2 separate regions of the Mus musculus genome follow, and region 2 is linked to region 1. A link is a loop called in an ENCODE intact Hi-C map of the cell type or tissue named here. Cell type or tissue: heart. All regions are shown on one strand. Each heading gives the region's core, and the rest is flanking DNA. Links, peaks and the distances in the headings are about the cores only.

Evidence for each region. A loop is a pair of places that touch in the nucleus more often than their neighbours do. Peaks named below come from ENCODE experiments on the same cell type or tissue, not always from the same donor. Only the 100,000 strongest peaks of a DNase experiment are listed, where the experiment ranks them.
Region 2: a loop joins it to region 1, with 2.2 times the contacts of the local background. A loop is called at or near these places in 2 of 42 quality-filtered maps.

Annotation. Positions count from the first base shown.
Region 1 is chr9:49,482,348-49,487,718 of GRCm38, forward strand. It overlaps Ttc12 (tetratricopeptide repeat domain 12), which reads right to left and starts at 3,878. Exons shown (of 22, transcript NM_172770.3): 1 at 3,799-3,878; 2 at 2,323-2,395. The coding sequence starts at 2,380. In heart, for the core only: a CTCF peak has its summit at 3,068; a DNase peak (open chromatin) is centred at 3,704; H3K4me3 peaks cover 1,796 bases; H3K27ac peaks cover 678 bases.
Region 2 is chr9:49,384,619-49,389,989 of GRCm38, forward strand. All of the region lies in intron 1 of Drd2 (dopamine receptor D2), which reads left to right. Among named protein-coding and RNA genes, the nearest start is that of Gm46111, 24 kb to the right of the region's middle. In heart, for the core only: no CTCF peak of the experiment used is centred there; no DNase peak of the experiment used is centred there; H3K4me3 peaks cover 406 bases; H3K27ac peaks cover 1,075 bases.

The sequences.
Region 1 (5,371 bases), core at 254-5,253:
AGAAGGCTCTGATGGAGAAAAGGGAGATGCTGCAGTGTGAGTGGACCTGTGCATATGCAGGTCCCACTGCTCCGTTCCCTGGGTCTCAACCTGGGACAGTGACTGATCAGGAGAGGTACGTTTCCTCGTAAGCTCTGACTTGGGTCTGACCACCTCTCTGCTTTCCCTGAGTGGTAAAGGGAGATTTAGGTACATGAAGATCCCTACTCACTGGAAAAGAAAAAAAAAATTCCCCAAAGAAAGGTATACAGAAGAAGCTGGGGAGAAAACTTTCGTGGTAAAATGCTTGCCAGCACACGAATCTGAGCATCCGAGTTTGATCCCCAACACCCCTGTAAAAAGCTGCATGTGGCAGTACATCTGCAATCCTGGTGCAGAGAAAGCAGGCACAGGTGGATCCCTGGGGCTTGCTGGTCAGGGACCCTAGGCTAATCCTCGAACCCCACCTCTTTGTTCTTACAGTCTATTTTCAAGAGCAGTGATAAAATACATTTTTAATTTTAATTCATCTAGCTTCTGGTATTTTGTGATAGTCTCATGAGACTAATACAACTACCTAAACTGGGTTAGGTTCTTCTGCACTTTTTCAACTCTCTCTTCCTTCCACATATCACCTTGAAATTAATTTTTTAATATCTGTTTTCAACACTGAACTCAGCTTAGCCCAAGGAGTGACACTACTAGGGCTAGCCTTGTTGAAGTAGGTGTGGCCTTGTAGGAGTAGGTGTGTCACTGTGGGTGTGGGCTGTAAGACCCTCATCCTAGCTGCCAGTAAGCCAGGCTTTTCCTGCTTGCCTTCGGAACAAGATGTAGAACTCTCAGCTCCTCCTGCACCATGCCTGCCTGGGCTCTGCCACGCTCCCCACCTTCAAGATAATGGACAGAGCCTCTGAACCTGTAAGTTAACCTCAATTAAGTGTTGTCCTTATAAGAGTTACCTTGGTCATGGTGTCGGTTCACTGCAGTAAAACCCTAACCAAGACAAAAGTAAACTGCAAGCCGCTTGTTGCTGCTCACGCATGAGATGTGGAGAGATGAGGGGGCTCGGGGAGAAGGTCACGTGAGGACTTAGTCCGATGAGAGCTCCTGAGTCATTGTGACTAAGAAGAACACAAGCAGAGAAGTGTCTGGCCAGATCTGCATTTTAGATACATTACTCTGTGGGGAGTGTGGGCCTGGCGGCAGAAACAACGATTACAAGTTGTTAAGAGAGTCTGCAGAGAGGAACCAGAACAGAGGGCGCCTCAGAGAAGCCGGACAGGGCGGTGGGGTGAGGGGAGCCAAAGCTGAAGGCTGATTGGACACAGATGGAAAGGTGGGAGGAGTCCCACTGACTTGGAGATTTGTGGGTGGCAGTGCCACCAGCTGAGACCAGGAGACAGCAGAGAGAGGAGTTTGGTTTAGGAAGGGGAGAGGAGAAAAAGTGAGAGGGGATGACTCAATTCCGGACACATTAGGATGGAAGCATGGTGGTAGCCTTGGCAATTGACCATAGAGCCCGAGACTCTGAAAGAAAGGCAGGGAGGCAATATAGAGGCCAGCAGGCAGGTGGGTTCACATGAAGATAGCAGTGTACCAAGGCCACAAAAGCATTCAGGAAGGAGCTCAGGGAAGGCTGGTGCGGGCACAACTGGATACCCAATTACTTATCCCCAGGAGGTTACCTTATTTCTAAATCTGTTTTGTTTCTCTTTCACCCATACAGCCTGCCAATTTAACATATTCCTACTTGCTAAATAAGGTGTGTGTGCGTGTGCACATGCACTCTTTTTAGCTACAAACAAGCTCCCTAAAGCTGGGACAGGGATAGACTGGTTTGGAGTCTCTTCAATGTGCTGCATGGCTCAATGGACATTCTCTTAAGTTCTACCTCTTTGAACTTGGGAAGGGTGTTCTTGGGTCAGGGGGTGCTGAGAAAGAGGATGAAACTCATAAGCCATTCACGTAACTGACATATCTGAAGGGAAAGCCACAGACTCATGTCCCCTGCCTACAAGAGGAACACAGATGACTAAGTAGGCTCTCAATAGATCTCAAAGGGAACAGACAGACTCACTGGCAACCAGGAAAGGTGCTTGGAGGAGAGCCGTCAGCCTGAACTTCAGTTAGACCATGATAACTTCTATGATACCAATTAACAGCCAGAAAATACTGCCCCAAGGCTGTAACTGAGACCTCAATAGCCTTCTGTTTAATTTCAATTACATTTTTTTTCCTTGAGAGTCATAAACCTGTCAAACAAGCCAGGGAGCTAACTTCGTTTTTCTTCACCCACTTCACCGCTCCAAGGCAGAACTCAGCCTGTGACTTAATGCGACTTACTTATTTCATCCACATTTTCCAGAAATCTCTGCAAGTCTCTCTCTTGATCATCAGCCATCGCAGACACAAATCTCTAAGGGAGGCAGTATAAATTATGAAATTAATAATATAAAACACTAAACAGAACCATCGGGCTTATTATCTGTCTAAGACTAAGTGTTTGTAAATGTCGTGAATAACAGCAGGGTGAGCCATTTCCCTCTGACTGCTGTTTAAGGCCAAGGGACAGTTATTATTTGTGGCCACACTTCCGGAGAGCTGCCAGCCCTGCCTCTGCTGGGGGGAAATGCTCTACAATAATTCCTCCAAAGCTAACCACCAACCACTGTGATTTAGGGACCTGATGGCAAAGGAAGCTGGGAGAGGAGCCGACTTATTGCCAGGGCTGGGGGACGAGTGTGGTCTTCCAACTTTGGCCATGACAGGTGTGCCTAGTCGGAAGCTTGGGCCAGGCAAAGCACAGGATAAGTAGGGAGAAGACTACCTTCATGAACATGTCCACACTCCATTAAAACCGTTGCCTCCGCCCTGTTTCTGAGGATGAAGAGGAGGTGCCACAGTGCACCAGCGTCTGCTTTTCAGTACTCTACCAAGTACATTAGCTTTATTACACTTGATTTTGAATGTGAAGACTACATGATAACCTCGGAGGTACCCAAAGGCGTATCCACACAACCTAAAGATCACCAGAAGGATAAACTTCCCCAGCCTTGGCCCACAGCGAGCCGCAGCTCGTTTGGGAGCGCCCCCTAGGTATGCATATTTTAAATACACTATACTGTGGTTCCAGCTTGCAGACAGGCGGCTTGGTAGTGCAGTCAGACAACTGCGAACTAAAACTTTGACATGCACAATTAGCCCGTGAGTCCCAGTTTCTCCGTCTACGTTATGGAAATCATAATGCGAACCCAGAGGACACCACGGGTCTGACTGTAGCACCCTGAACGTGGATGCGTGATTAGTCAGGCTTCTTTTATCTAGAAAACAGCCTTGGCATATGGCTCAAACAGCTAACACTCCCTAGGAATGAGATTCACATCGGGGGTGGGGGTGGGGGTGAGGTGGGGGGTGGAGGAGGGAATTAACTCGTGCAGAGCTACAGGCTGGCCTGAACCAGGCGCTTCATGGACGGAGAAAGCCAGTCTTTCTGGAACAGTACACCCAAGCCAGAAGGGTCAGCAGGAACGCAGAGCCAAGGCTCCCTGGAAAGGAGCAGAGCGGCGGTGGGGTGGAGGACCCACACCCGAGCCCCACCCTTCGGTACTACACAACTCCATGGAGGGAGGGCGGGGACAGCTGTACTGTTGCCAGGCAACCGCTCCCCAGCGTCCTGGCCCTGTGCTTCCAGGGTTGGTCTCAGCCTGCAGCTGGTACTGGATCAAACTCAGGGCCCGAGTCAGTGGCCTCTGTCAACTCTAAGCCCAGGCCAGGAACAGTTCCAAGATAGATTCCCCACGGCCACCCGGCTAGACTGACCTTTAGTGCCCAGGATCGGACGGGAAGTGGAAGCTGAGGACAGGCTGTGACTGGCTTTCGCTGGGGAGAGGCGGGGCCTTGGAGAGGGCGGGGCCTCTCGTGACCCAAAGAACGCGCTGCCCCGTTTGAAGCTGGGATGTCCCACCCAGAAGCAAGTTGGTGCCGGCTGGTCGCTAAAGCAACGTCAGTGAAAGCCCTTCCACTCTGGAGCCGCGAGGGTTCTCCCAGTTGGTTTCATATCTTTAGTCCCATAATGTAAAGGCTCCATCCAGCGTACTTCGGTGTGAGTCCAGGTTTGTTTTTAATGACCAATGTATGGCCTCCAAGGCAGTACCGTCTCTTTGATTCTCAATTTTTCTCGTAAATGAAATGGAAAAACGACACTTTTCCGACAAAGCTATGGTTAAGGGGGCTGGATCCTATCTAGCTACAGAAGTGAGTGATATACAAACAACAGTAGGATTTAGGGTAGAGAGAGCACATCACAGGGAATGGAAGAGTGGTGAGTCCTGAGCTCTAAAATGTGGGTAATGTAGATCAGTCAAAACCAGAATCTACAAAAAAGTGCCTGAGGCTAGCCAGTGGCCAGGCAAGAACCCAGGTAAGAAGAGGCGATGGGAGTTCCAGAACTACTGGCCGAAGAAGGGACAGACTCACTTGCACCCAGGACTGCCTTGGATAGTGATGCTCAGTAGCCACAGACTGGCTGGCTGGTGCGTCTTCAGAAGCTCTTTCTGTCTGACGGCTTCCATTCCTGTTGCTATGGAGTGCAGCTCTGCCCTCCCCAGTCCCATAAGCCCATGTGTTATAGGACTAGTTCCCATTCCTTAGGACCAGAGGTTTGCCTTTGTTTTGTCTTTTTGTTTCTAGCACGTGGACTTAGATGAGCAAATGTGCCTACAGAAACTGTCAAGTATGCTATTCCGGATGGAGAAAGGATAAGAGAGTTGACAGTTTGCATCAGGCTTCCAAGGGCCATCTGTCCTGAAGAGTAAGATTACAGTGGTACAGTCACAAGCCACTTTGCGGGGACAAATCTTACACTTGATAGATTACTAGGGTTTTGTTTTGTTTCACTTTGCTTCTTTAGCTGGTCTGTGTGTGTGTGTGTGTGTGTGTGTGTGTGTGTGTGTGTGTATGTGTGTGTGTGTTTTGGATGCTATACCTTTCTGTGGCCCTGCATAGCCCAAAATTCACTTTGTGGCCCAGGGTGTCCTCGAGCTCAAGGTGATCCTATTGTCTCGGGTGCTGGGATGGCAGGTGTGTGCCACCAAACTTACCTCGGATTGGTCAGAAGTCCTAAGTGACCCCAGAAAGTCAGTCACCTGGCAGCAAAGAGTCTCATGCTCTTTTGTCCAGGCCTATGTAGATTTTACTTTTGTGCCCTGGTAACTTGATATGGCCAGTGTGGTATACAGATAAGCAACTGTGAACAAGAACCTTCAATAACCCGAGTGTGACTCATTGACTATGCCCCCCCACCCACCCAGCAGTTAGCCAATGGAGGCCTGTGTGAGCATTCACAGAACCCAGTCTACCTTTGATTCATAGAAGAGTAAGCAGTAGACCCGGC
Region 2 (5,371 bases), core at 239-5,238, 98 kb before region 1:
TGTCTTCAGACACACACCAGAAGAGTGCATTAGACCCCATTACATATGTTTGTGAGCTACCATGTGGTTGCTGGGAATTGAACTCAGGACCTCTGGAAGAGCAGTCAGTGCTCTTAACCGCTGAGTCATCTCTCCGGCCCACATCATCTACTTTCAACCTCAACTATGGCCACTTTTATTCACACAACACCTCCGCTTTCATAGCATTTTCAAATAAATCTCAGACATCATGGAACTTCATCTATAAACATTTCATTGTGTATCTCCAGAACCTAAGAGCTCTTCAAAGGTTAACCTGAGTGTAGCCGGGCATGGTGGTACACGCCTGCCACTTCAGTGCGTGAGAGGTAGAAGCAGAAAGGTCAGGAGTTCAAGGTCATCCTCAGCTATACAGTGACCTTGATACCAGCCTGGGCTATTTGGGACCTTGCTTCTAAAAAAAAAAAAAAAATTCAACCAGAACACCCTTGTTGCAACTAACAAATATTACTCATGACCCTAATATCAAAAATCTCCTACCAAGGTTCTCAATTGTCTCTGAAATGTCATGGACTTTGAAGAGCTGGTTTCTTTGAGTCAGAACCCACGTATGTTCACACATTGTAACGGGTTAACGCAGCACTGGAGTGGCTTCTATTTTAGATGCTTCTCTGTCTTTTGTTTTGTTTGCTTGTTGCCTTGGACTTTATCTCTCTTCTTTTTTTTTTTTTTCCTTTGCCTTGTAGCGTGTTCTGCTTTCTGGATTTTGTAGTCCCCTTTGGTCAGGCTTACTGTCAATTGCTCTTTGAGGTCTTGAAACTAAGTTGCTATTTATTTGGGAGTCACAAAGTTCAGTCTTGCTTGGCTTATCTACTCGGTTGCAGGAGGGGTTCTTTCTCCTTTTCCTGGGACAGAAACGGCCCTCGGCCTCTCTTGCTGCATCCTAGGAATGAGAGGTCGGGAAGAACTGCTTCCTGAATGTTCCGAGCAGCAGCAAGATAGCAAGCAATCCTGCTCTTTTTTTTCTCCACTGAAACCACGGGATCCAGGCTATGCAGTCTGTGTGTGTGTGTGTTTTTTAAAGAACAGGGCTGCTTTTTCATAAAGCAAAACAAGTTTCTGCCAAATAGCCAGGACTGTTTTCCCTCTTTCTAGAGCAATAAGGCTCAGGATTTGTTTCCCTCTTGACTTTCAAGAGCGTGTTTTCTCAATTCTGTCCTGAAATTAAAGTAAAGGTCAAGGAGGCCTGTCCGAGGCGAGACTCAGCTCCAGGGAGGGGGGAGGGGGGCGGGGAGGGGGGTTGGTCTGTCTGCATGGTGAGCTCAGGTGACTAGCCCAGCCCCCTTGGGAAAAAACCAGACTCACCTCCCCAGGTCTTTTCTTGGTGGTGGGGGAGACAAATGGAGGGACTGGGAGGGGAGGAGGGAGAGAAGAAGGGAGAAGAGAGGAAGGGGGAGGGGAGAAGGGAGGGAGAGAGAGACAGAGAGAAAGACAGAGAGACTGAGAGACAGAGAGACAGAGACAGAGACAGAGACAAAGAACAGCCAGTCTGTGGGATCCTTTCTGATTTAACTCAGAACAGTTTCCAGAGGCTTCACCCTCCTCTCCGTGTTCCCTTTCTCAAAGAGGGGGATCTGGGCCCCACCCCCTCCGCCTGCATCCCACCTGTCAATACACGTGAGCTGCCCCGGAGATTTGCCCCTTCCCTCGCACTGTGAAGATTTTTAATCAAAAGGCGGGCGCGTGCTGAATGGTACCTCGCTTAGCACCAACTGAAGCTTTTCTCCCCGCCCCTCCCCACACTGAGTCACTCAGCTAACAGTTAATTAATGTGTGACACTTTGACAGTTTGTGCAGAGACTTTTTTTTTTTTTTTTTTTTTTTTTTTTTTACGGAGCCATCAAAATCCACAGGGATGAGACTGGGAGCCACACATGCCTGCTTCCCTTTACTGAGACTCCAGGTGCTGGCTAACTATGATGCAGACCTCGGGCCTGCAACCAGGGCAGATGACAGAGCTCTGACATCAGTCCACTGCTGCCTGGGTCTCCTGGGGGACCAGCCACATTGCCAGGGTCATCTGGATGTCCCTGTGACACCTGGTCACCTTGAGACGAATACAAACAGGGACGTATGCCAAGGATGAAAGTCCCAGAGAAGACACGCTAGCCACTTACAGCTGGGGGACAGAAATGGCCCTTACAGTCAGACACATTCAGCTCCCTTCTCTTCCAGAAGATTCTCAGTCAGGGGTCCCTCTGTGACTGAGCAAGGAGCTGTGTGTGCTGAGCCCAAACTCCTCTCCATGTTCCACAGATAAGCTGGCTCTCAGTTCATCTCAGGAACGCTTTAACATCCTACCTGGCACCATTCTGAGGTGATAGCTCTGGGGACAACTTTACTTCTTCAGTGGGGCACTAATGAAGAGGCTAGGAGACCCTGGGTACCCTGGCCTTCAGTAGCCCAGAGTCCAGCTATGGGCTCCTTTTCTACAGGATGCAAGTTATCTTGGACTCAGCTCCATCCCCTTCCTACCTGCACACTCCATTCCTATTACTATAACTTTGGGTGCTACAGTGTATACTTCAGGGATACCCCAGAAGGACTCTGACAGCTAGGCCTCTGTCGCTGGGGCCCAGAATGCCAGAAAGCCAGGCAAGTTCTCAGGAGTGTAGTCCCCAAGGAGAAGGATCCAAGGGACATGACTATGACAAGGTGGGTAAGCACCAGAGCCCAGAGCCCAGTGCCTACTGGCCTTACCCTTGCATGAGCTACTAACTCCACAGATGTCTCCTCATTTGTGAATCACCTATTATTGCCAGACTCTGTGTAGAGAGGTAAGCACCCAGAGCAGACAAGGTAGAAGCCATCCTTTTAGCAAGTTGCTCGCATTTGATGAGATGCATGGATACCAAATCATTAGGCGAATAACGACCTCCTTGCATCTGGAGATGCTGGAAGCAATGTGCTGTGATAAAAGCGTTAGGCTACCTTCCCTGGAGAAGGGCTGGGAAGACAGTCCAAGGGTAGGGGCTGCTGGACTTTGAATGTGATAGGCCCTTGAGTTGATGCTGAACATCTGGTTCCAGGAAGGCAGGGCAGACAGCCAGAAGGTGAGAAGGCTAGAAATTCTTCTTGGCTTTCCCACACTTTTTTTTATTAGATATTTTCTTTATTTACATTTCAAATGCTATCCCGAAAGTTCCCTATACCCTCCTGCTGCCCTGCTCCCCTACCCACCCACTCCCACTTCTTGGCCCTGGCGTTCCCCTGTACTGGGGCATATAAAGTTTGCAAGACCAAGAGGCCAATCTTCCCAATGATGGCCGACTAAGCCATCTTCTGCTACATATGCAGCTAGAAACACGAGCTCCAGGGGGTACTGGTAAGTTCATATTGTTATTCCACCTATAGGGTTGCAGACCCCTTCAGCTCCTTAGATACTTTCTCTAGCTCCTCCATTGGGGGCCCTGTGTTCCATCCTATAGATGACTGTGAGCATCCACTTCGGCATTTGCCAGGCACTGGCATAGCCTCACAGGAGACAGCTATATCAGGGTCCCTTCAGCAAAATCTTGCTGGCATATGCAATAGTGTCTGGGTTTGGTGGCTGATTATGGGATGGATCCCCGGGTGGGGCAGTCTCTGGATGGTCTATCCTTTCATTACACTTTTAAAGGAGGCCTTAGCAGCAAGGGATGGGCTTTGCTGCTATGCTCTGAGGTGTGAGGTTGAATGACCTATGTCAGAGGTGGGGTGGGGAGCGTCAGAAGTTGGGAGACATAACCATATGCTGTCAGCATGTAGTCTCTTCTACTTCCTCTACAGAAATCTCGATCACCCCAAAATGGTGGGTCAGGTCGTGGAAAGGAAGGCCTCTGCTAGACTAGGTATCTAAATAGTATAGACCCATTACCCCAAAGTGATGCTGAGCCTGTGGAGTGGGCTAGTTTGGAGCCCAAGAGTAACACCAACTTCCTATGGCTGTAGGTGGAAGGGTTTGTTTAGAGAGGAAGATGGCAGGCCTTTGGTTCTGTTATCTGGGCTCCTGTGTGGAGGTGGCACATCATGTTAGGAATCTGGTGGAGGAAGCTGTGCTCTCCTCACATCAGCTGGGAGGCAGAGAGAGGACAAGGAAGGGTCAGAGTTTCTGAGGGCTCACCCAGTGCTTGGAGACCTCCCACATGCTCTGCCTCCTAACATTGCCACCACTTCCCAGTAATGCCAACCTGGGGAGTAAGGCATTAATCAGTACACAGGGGGGGGGGGCAATCTTGGGGGACTTCTAAGGTCCAAACCACAGAGCATCTTTCCTTCCAAATTCTTCACTCAGATGTGACTTGCTGACACCAGAGAAGGACCCAGTTTCTCAGTGTACCTAGGTTTGGGTGTTGAGAAAGATGTTCAGGGGTGAGGAGGGGGTCAGCCTGGAGATGACTGCATACACATGCCCCAGGCCTGTCACCATCCCTTGCCATGGCTCTGCACAATCCTAACATTGCTTCATCTTTCGTTATCCTTTGCACAGACACCCTAGACTCTCAGCCCAGGATTTAAGAAACCCCGCCATTTAGATAATGCTAGTGTCTCCAGCCATCATTCCAGGTTCTTGGAGTCTAGATCTAGGGGATCTCAGTGGTGGGTACCTTTGGGGTACAAGCCTGGTAGTAAACCCCTGGAAGATGCTCCACTTAGGACTCTTAGTGTGAGGTCTTTCAACCTGCCCCCCCCCCCCAGGCTGAAGCTGCCTTTAGGTCAAGAACGAATCACTTGATGGGAGAGCCTCGTCCCTTCCCAATCCTCGTCCCACACTGCTTTCCTAGAAAGAGTTTGTAGGCTCTAGAGAAAGAGCCATCCCTGAACCACAGCCTGGCCCTCTACCTAGAGGAGGGAGGCGTTGGCTTGGGTTGCCAGGAGCCCTGAAGAAGAGCACCCTACCTACTCACTCCATCTCCAGCAAATCACTCCACCAAGCTGCTTTTGACATGTAAATGAGAAATTCTCCCCCCTCTTTACTTTTTTTTTTCATTGAAATGCTTAAAGTCTTAGAAAAGAAGAAGAAGAAGAAAAAAATTGATGTGTTTAAGACAGCAGTGTCTCACCCGCCATCGAGCCTGATAAGGGATTGTTAAATTTTAATTAGACAATTAGATTCCTTCAAGTGCCAAACTTCAGAGGAGGCAGCACACGAGAAGCTGAGGAAAGCACAGGAAACAGGCAGCCTGGGTTCACGAAACACTGAAGGTGCTCTTCCCCCCACCTGCCAGCTCTGTGCTCCCTGGAACAGAGAGCAGAAGGCACAGAGGCAGGAGTCAGCCATGAAAGGGCATCATCCCCTTCCTGGACCAACCAGCTTTCCTTTGGCAACCCTTGATCACCCCCACCTCAAGTT